Regions from separate parts of the Mus musculus genome. Here all the other regions are linked to region 3. Evidence: chromatin contacts called from ENCODE Hi-C data. All regions are on one chromosome and are shown on one strand. The core of a region is the stretch at or near the end of the contact, and the rest is flanking DNA. Distances in the headings are between cores, read along the strand shown.

Region 1 (2,708 bases), core at 91-2,590, 1.8 Mb after region 3:
ATGTCTTTCTTATCTCATCCCCACATCGGACACTTCCCTACTGTCAGGCTCACGTTACGGAGAAGAAAGCAAAAGCCTGGAGAGATACTTTCAGAGTCCGTTTCTTCTTCTTCTTCTTCTTCTTCCTCTTCTTCTTCTTCTTTTTGTTTGTTTGTTTAAGAAGCTGGAAATCAACCCCCGCTGGATCATTGATATTCTACCCGAAAAATTATCTGCTTTACTTCTCACTGTGCAGGTTTGGGGCTCACCACTGGTCTCCAAATAGAAAATTAAGTCGGCTGCTCTCCTCCGGTCCCTATGAACCCTGTTACTGTTACTCTTATCCGGAGAGCCAAGGGCATCCGAGCTGGCCTGCTGTGGCTGCTGAAGTCTCTCTTTTCCCAAGGGGCTGGGCCAGAGAAGGGAAAGGAAGGAAAGTCTAGAGGAAAGGGCAGAACTACTTCCCCAGTTCTTCCAAGAAGGCCAGGGTTCCTGTTTTGTGGATGGAGGTAACAGCACAGGCAGAGGACTTGTCAGTACATAGTTCTGAAAGAGACTCTCTTACTTACATTTGATGTTAAGATTGTGAGGTATAATAGTAAGGGGTGTTATTTATATAATATAATCAAGGCTGAATTTACCTAACAGATTTAATCCCTTCTAAAAAAAAAAAAAGTAATCATCTAACTTCTAAAGACTAAAACCACTACCACCCTTGTACTTCTCTCCCCCTCCCTGACTCCCATCTGGGGCTGACCTGGAACTCCTGGGTTCAAGTGGTCCTCCAGCCTCATTCATGGCCCTTACTGTATCTAGATTTAATCTTAAAGTCTTTTGGGGGGTAAGGAATAAGAAGCCCTTGCCTTTCCCAGACTTGTCTCTCATCTCCCACTGGGATTGGTGGAAGGCAAGAACCAACTCTTATGTACACACACACACACACACACACACCTTGTTCCTTAATCTCCTAACGGTGTGTGTGTGTGTGTGTGTGTGTGTGTGTGTGTGTGTGTGTGTGCGTTGCTGAGAATCGAACCCGTGGCCTTACTCAGTCTAATTATGCTCAACTAGGAGTTATAAATACCCAGCCAATAAATGGTCTTTAAGAGGAAAGAAGTTACTATGAGATTTAATTCCCTCGTGGAGACAGCGTATTTCTGTTTATTTCCAATATAAATCAGCCTGCTGGCATAAATCGTGCGTGTTAAAGCTCACCCGGGGCAGGTAAGGGCTTCACTGCTGGAAGTGTAGTCTGTGTAGGATTTAAAAAAAAAAAAAAAAATGTGTGGGAGGCTCTGCCCGGGGAGGCGGAGTCAGCAGAGTTTAAGCATTTCTGACCAATCAAAAGGAGACTGTTGGCGCGAGGAGGGGGAGGATAAAGGGGGAGCGGGAGATCGAGAACCCTGCCCAGTCACCGGAGCCAGCCCTGCTTGCAGTTTCCTGAACTAAGTGCTTCTGCCCACCCACAGCAACTGATTCTAAGGCCTGACTCTAGCAATGGCCTTCGCAAATCTGCGCAAAGTACTCATCAGTGACAGCCTGGACCCCTGCTGCCGGAAGATCCTGCAAGATGGAGGGCTGCAGGTGGTGGAGAAGCAGAACTTGAGCAAGGAGGAGCTGATAGCTGAACTCCAGGTAAGGCGAGCCGGACACAAGCGTAATCACCGGGCATCTTTATGGCCAAACCCGCTGACCCCAGTGGTTCCAGGGCTGTCCTCCCCTATCTTATCAGTTGGTCCCGGGGCCTCCGGAGATTCGGGACCAGCAGTGGGAGGGAGGAAAAGCAGAGAGGAACGAATGGCCTGGAGGTGCAGAATGCAAACTTTTTGTGCTTTTTGCTACCGCGTGTTTCTTGCCGGCGCTGCAAAGTGCAGCTGCTCCATCTGGTCCTGCGGGATGCCAGAACCTCTCTCGAATGCCAGAACCTCTCTGGAGCTTTCGTGCCTGGCGACCCAGGCTGCGAGCTCCCGGCTCGGGGTGCTACACGCACACCATCCCTGCTCAGTGCAGACTCCTGGGGTGGGGGCAGGGGGCGCGGGGCGCTGGCTCTGCTCCTGCGGGTCCCGTGGCATTTGTGGCAGCGGACTCGCACCGCCTTTTGTCTGATGCAAGACCTTGGCGCTCTTTCCCCCGCCCCGGGGAGCGCTCGCAGGATTCCGGGCGGCCCGGGGGTGCAGCCGGAGCCCCGCGCCGCCCACGCGGCCGCCGCCGGGAGTCAACCTCCACCATTGGCTTCATTGCCGATCAGGCCCGACTTCACTACATCAGAATCCTGTTCCAAGCGCAGTTGGGACAGGTTACTTCTACGAAGTCTTCGGAGCAAACCTCTAATCGTTATAAAACTTAAAAGTCTTTCACTTATTTGAAAAGCTTGTGTAAATCGGGTGACTTTGTTCAGACGTAAGGAAGGGGTTTCTGCTTTGTGAGCACTTCAGTTCCTGCCCTTCCTGTAGATCTAATCCATCCAGGTATGCTGTCTCGTCCCAGCTGTACTGCCCCACCCCCAAAGTTCCACGTGCTCGCTTAGGGCCTGCAGCCAGGAGGAATGTACCAGTCTTCCTGCTCAGGCTGAGGCCTCAAACCGCAGAGACCAAGCGGGGTTGTTCTTGCAACCCTGGAAACTCTCTGAGCTCGCTTGTCTATTTCTCCCAAGACCCTTCCCCGCCCCCAATCCCTTTTCCTCTACCGAGCTAATAGCCACGTGCCCAGCAGCCCTTATTCGCAGACTT
Region 2 (2,700 bases), core at 98-2,597, 1.1 Mb before region 3:
ACCTGCATAGGGGTCTCTCTGCCTCTGCCAAGTCAGGCTTGAAAACCTGAAGTCACAGGAGACAGCTACTCTCCTCAGAACCCTAAAGACACTGCAAGAGCAGTACCCCAATCCTCAGCACCTGGCTGCTCCCCTCTGAGCAACTCTCCTAATTCTGCATCCTGTCAGCTCGCTCCATCCCCACTGGCCTCTTAGCTCCTGCCTCAGGACCTTTGCACATGCCATTCTGTCTCTCAGCCATGGTCTCCCACAAGTGGCAGTATGGCTGGCTCCCATTTGCCACATAGGCTTCAGGTGAGCCATTGAGACCATGTCTGCCTAACATGGAACCCTCTTGCCACTCCAACCCTTGGCTTTGCTTCGTCTCTCTAGAACACCTTACCATTACCTGACAGACTCATATTTACATCTGTGTGGCTATACCCACTCATCAGCACCCTTAGAACGTGTGGGCTCGTCTTCTTTGCTAATGAATATAGAAACTTCTAGAACACCTCCTGGCACCAGGCAGGCTCTCAGTAAAGCACCATCAATTGATTGGTTGGGTGAATTAAAGGCTCTTGTCCTTAGTTTGAGTGAGGCATTTTAAACTGGGTTCCTGCCACAGGCAGACAAAAGCATTCCAGTACAGAATTCAGTTAAGATTTGCTTTAAACGTGGGCAGATGAACAGCTTAGCTTTGGCTGGGTTTAAGTGACATCTCCATAGCAGACGCGAGTGCACCTGCCCGGCTGAGTCCCAAGATTCTTATATATCCCTGTTCTCCTTGGATCCTCATGTAGTTTTGCAAGACACACGCGGTCCATGCTGCCTGCCCCTCACGTGACAGGGAACGTGAGTGTGGTCTGGCTAAACAGCAGAGCCCCTGTTGCTTTGTCCCCAGCCCACAGTTCTGTTTCTGCATTTCTATCCACAGTCTCACGGCTTCACCATGTGGCTCTCCCCAACAGCCCGAGGGGAACACAATGAAACCCTGTCGCTTGCAGTCTCTATTTATCTGGCATTTCCAATCCCCTCTCCTCGGAAAGCCAATAACATTCTGAATTTTTCCCACAAGAGATTGTGGGCTCTTTGGGAAGGAGAAAAACAAGCAGATGGTTCTCAGGAAACCGGATCTGTGCTGTGAGATCAAAATTTCCCCTTCTGTAAACCAGCCCTTTGCAGAACGTTCTTCAAACCGCGGACAACAGACCTTCATGTGCTCCAGCCTTAAGTGGCCACGGTATGCGGCAGACTCCTCTGCCAGCCCCTCGCTCCCAGCCAGAGCAGCTTGCCCTTCCTCAGCTAGTCCCCACAGGCCAAATTAGCTCTTGTTTAAGTTCCCTCCCCTTGCCAGCCCCCAGCGGACATGCGCAGGCTTATCTGTTTTCACACGTAATGGATCGAACAGCAGGGGCTTCTTGCTGGAAACTGTTTTCTAGGCTGCAAAAGGCTACAGAAAACCACGAAGCTGCTAACACAGTTCAGAACTTACTAATACACACTTGGCAGGAGCTGGCACAGGATACTGCCCCATGACCATGGAGAGGGACAGATGACAGCTCTCGGTGGTGGTAGTTTTAGGATTGGACCCCTTATCCGGGGACTTTCTGTATTGCTAGTTCTTTTTGATGAGGCTCAGAGATGCACAAGTGGCTTCTACATGAGGTCACAATGTCAAATACTATTGGGGCTCCCTACTGATTCCAAACTAGGATCTACAATAGACCTAAGTCCCATTTTTCTGGTGTTTGTTTGGGAAATCAGGATAATCTATTAAGGAGTAGCTTATGCTGCTTCGTAACCATAAACGATGAAACGGTTTTGTGGACTTTTAGCCACCCCACAGAATGCATCTTTGTAATGGGGAAAAAGGTTGTGTCTGTGCCCACAGTCATAAATCTGCTGTACTGAGCTGAGGCTCAGCTAGAGGTCATGGTCCCTTGCCCCTTGGCTCCGATGCCTTAACCATTGGTAACAGCCTGGTCTCTCTTGAGAGAAAAACAAACCTCAGCACTCAGCCTTGGTCTCAGTATGCCTTCATTTCTGTGGTCTTATTTTATATTGAGTGGTGGAATCCTCCGACTTTTATCCAGGCTGTCTTATTTGTTTGCTAATTTATTCACTTGTCGTTACAGGATTTCTGTAAGACTTGGGGGAATTTCACAGAAAGGAGAACTTAGAGCCCTCCTAGAGACAGGGTGGATGCAAGGTGGGGCTCCCAGGGGTGCAGAGAGACTCAGGGGTTCCCTGGCTTTCCCTTCTTAAGAGGATTTTGAAAGAGCTGAGAACAGAAGCCACCTGCATTATCTGATAACGGGTGTGTAATGGGTAGACGAGAGAAAACAGATGGGAAAGCGCAACTCAAATGGTGGAATGACAGGGGCAGGGCGGCTCGTTTGGTAAAACTCTTGCCCTGTAAGTATAAAGACCTGAGTTTGGTCCTCAGAACCTGGGTGGAAACACTGGTTGTTAATGTGCACTTAATGTCCTGCTCCAGGGAGGGGAGGGGAGGCCTGAGTCTGGCTGGCCAGCAGACTAACTTACTTAAGGAGCTCCGGGTAACGTAGAGACTTTGTTTTAAAGTAGGTAGATGGCTTTCCGGAGGATGGATTCCTAAGAGTTCTCTGGCTTGCACATGTGCATTTAAAACAACCCCCACCTACCCTGTGTGTACACGTGTGTGCATGCACGAGCACACACACACACACACACACACGC
Region 3 (2,871 bases), core at 311-2,810:
ATTAAGGTGTGCTAGTTTAGCCTGGCGGGCCAGTACACGCCTTTAATTCCTGCATGCTGTAGGCAGAGGCAGGTGGATCTTTGTGAGCTCAAGGACAACATGGTCTTCAGAGAGCTCCAGAACAGGGCCTTTGTGAGACTCTGTCTAAGGAGGGGTGGTGATAGGGATGCTAGATGCAGCACTCTATATCATACCAGGCTGGCTTTCCAGTGCTGGTATTAAAGTTGTGGACAAAACCTGGCTTTGATCCCACGACCAAAGATGACAACATCAATTGGCAATGTCTAAAGGTTGGGCAGGCCTGAAATCTTCTAAACTGTTTCCCCACCAAAGCACACATCTCCCATCTCTAACAAGGAAATGCACAGCATCTACAGGAGGTAGGGTCCATACACATCTATCCAAATGTTCCTCCCCAGCCTGGAATAAATTTATCATCACGATTTCTTGCCTTCTTTTCATCCAACCCACTACAAATGATTCTTCTTTCAAAACAATTTTCTTAAACACAGAGGATGAGCTGGACATGTTTTAAATCACTAAGAAAATCTTACCCAGTAAATAGTAGCTAAAATTAAAAAGGAAAGGCCGGGCGTGGTGGCGCACGCCTTTAATCCCAGCACTTGGGAGGCAGAGGCAGGCGGATTTCTGAGTTCGAGGCCAGCCTGGTCTACAAAGTGAGTTCCAGGACAGCCAGAGCTACACAGAGAAACCCTGTCTCAAAAAAAAAAAAAAAAAAAAAAAAAAAAATAAGGAAGACAAGTCTACCTGTCAGCTACAATTGTCTACATGTCTAATTTCTAGGTTGGCTACAGAGGTTCAGTAAACCATGGCAGGGATCAATTCTTTTGTATAGTTATACGTACAGTTATATAGACAGCTACAGACATCAGACCTCGTTTCTAAAACTTCTAGACCAGCCCAAGGATAAAAGGGGGCAAGAGAAGAAAAGCTAATTTCCTCGTTAACAGAGTGGCTCAGTCTCAGTCTACAATTAAGGACCAGTAAGCCCAGGGTCACTTCCCTCTCAAGTGACCTGAAAGCGGAAACACAAAGCCAGGTCAATGTCACTCCAGGGACTGCGGGGTCTTTTTACAACTCAGCATCCTGGGCTCAGCGTCTGACCACAGGGAACCCGATTTATAGGACGGGCTGGACTCTGCTAGAGCCGCCACCCGCAGGGCTGCTCGCAGCACCGCGTCCCAGCAAATCCCGGGGACCTGCGTCCCCAGAGCTTGGCGACCCAACCTACCCTGAGTGCGAAGCCCAAAGCCCGGGAGGACCCGCCAGCCCAATCCCTCCCAGCCGCCGCACCCGACTGTGTCGCCCTCCCTTCCCGGCTTCGCCCTTCTCTCACAGCGCTCGGGCGGGCCCATCCGGGCGGCGGCCCGCAGCTCACTCAGATCCGTGGCAGAATTCAGGCGGATGACATCCGTACACTTTGCTTGCCAGAGGCGGAGGCTGAAGCGAACCGGTCTCCAGAGGCCAGGGTGACTGGCGACAGCGATCTGACAGCGAAGGTACCCGCTTCCTCTCCGCCACGCCACCCAATCACAGCGCTCTGCCGTCACTTCCGCCTAGAAGGTAAGGGAAACGCCGGGCGGAAGAAACTTCCAATCGGACCGGAAGTGGCGGGTCTCGTAGGCAGCGCTGTCTGCTGGAGCCTCGTGGAGAGTGAGGTGAGTGTTGCTGGCTCTTTAGGGATCGCGGGGCGCGGTTCCCCGCACAGTGGTGTTCACGGTGAGCCGACGCGGCGAGGGACTCCGCGCTAAGGGCACTAGGGAGGCCGGGGAGAAGCCCTTTGCCGCGGCCGTCTGCATCGCAGAACCCAGAGGCCGCGCGCTGCCCCCGGGCCGGAGTGCGAGGCTGCTGGAACTGCCCGATTTCCTTGGATTATTTCGGGGATGATGTGCAATAGAAACTTAGGTGCGGGGGATAGTTTGAGAGTGACCAGGTCGCAGGAAGGAAAACAAGCGAAGTTATTTGAGAAATAAGCTTTAAAGCCCTCGGGTAGGTACAGTGCATGTGAAAACGATAAACAAGCGTGTTACTATGACTTGAAGCGAAAATCGTGGACGTGGAAGTGCTAGATAGAAAACCAGTGCAGCAGCTCGTTGAAGACAAACTGGAGATGAAAGTGCAGGGAAGAGAAAACTGGGTAGAAAAGGCAGACACATGAACACACATGCATAAAAGCTGAGATCGGTTGGTCTGAGCTTTTGGATAGAGGAACTGCAGCAGCCCCATAAGCTCTGCGAGCTTATTATATACAGTTGAAAATGAAGAGGGGATTATTGCTTACAACTGAACAAGGAGACAGGGTGATTGTATAGAGATAATATCTAATTGCAATAGGGACAGTCTGTGGGGAGCAGTCTTCAGTCAGTACACATGGTGGTGTGGTGGGAGGGAAGAAGGCTATGGTGAACATTTTCTGGAACACTGTAAACATCCCACTTGAACCAAAGGACCATGATGCCTCTCCTATTGGTCTGGGGCATTGAAGTCCTTGACATGGCTACATTCATGTCAGCAGGACCCATTCACTCTGGGCTTCCTCTGATCTACACACAGGGTCTCTTCGAATCCCAGGAATCTCTCTCTCTGCCTTCCCTGTGCTGGGGTCATAGACCTGCATTTTTCTGTGCCTGGCCTTATGTGTGGGTGCGGGTACTACAGCAGGTACTTTACCATCTGTGCCAAGTTACATGCTTTTGATCATGTAAAAAAAAAAGGTTCCTGTTTGTTAGCTGTGCAGAGTCATTGTATTGCAAAAACTGAATTTTGTTTATTTACACAGATTGCCTTCCCGGTGTCATCAGACAGCCCAGCATGGGGCTTACTAAACAGTATCTGCGCTATGTGGCTAGT

The links. Hi-C counts contacts between places; a loop is a spot of excess contacts on that map.
Region 1: a map of v-Abl transformed pro-B cells shows a loop between it and region 3 (6-fold over the local background). The contact joins the promoter of Phgdh here to the promoter of Gdap2 in region 3. A Hi-C loop is called at or near these places in 2 of 37 maps with a recorded cell type or tissue (regulatory T cell and v-Abl transformed pro-B cells).
Region 2: a map of T-helper 2 cell shows a loop between it and region 3 (5-fold over the local background). The contact joins the enhancer-like site here to the promoter of Gdap2 in region 3. A Hi-C loop is called at or near these places in 2 of 37 maps with a recorded cell type or tissue (T-helper 2 cell and v-Abl transformed pro-B cells).

The regions. Positions count from the first base shown.
Region 1 is chr3:98,338,601-98,341,308 of GRCm38, reverse strand. It overlaps Phgdh (3-phosphoglycerate dehydrogenase), which reads left to right and starts at 1,340. Exons shown (of 12, transcript NM_016966.3): 1 at 1,340-1,614. The coding sequence starts at 1,477.
Region 2 is chr3:101,299,003-101,301,702 of GRCm38, reverse strand. No RefSeq gene overlaps it. Among named protein-coding and RNA genes, the nearest start is that of Gm32803, 3.7 kb to the right of the region's middle. Within about 2 kb of position 1,347, at least 1 of the 3 ENCODE cell types and tissues checked has a DNase peak (open chromatin) inside an H3K27ac peak, as active enhancers do.
Region 3 is chr3:100,161,152-100,164,022 of GRCm38, reverse strand. Gdap2 (ganglioside-induced differentiation-associated-protein 2) reads right to left here and starts at 1,560. Exons shown (of 14, transcript NM_010269.3): 1 at 1,358-1,560. It overlaps Wdr3 (WD repeat domain 3), which reads left to right and starts at 1,616. Exons shown (of 27, transcript NM_175552.5): 1 at 1,616-1,679; 2 at 2,801-2,871. The coding sequence starts at 2,833.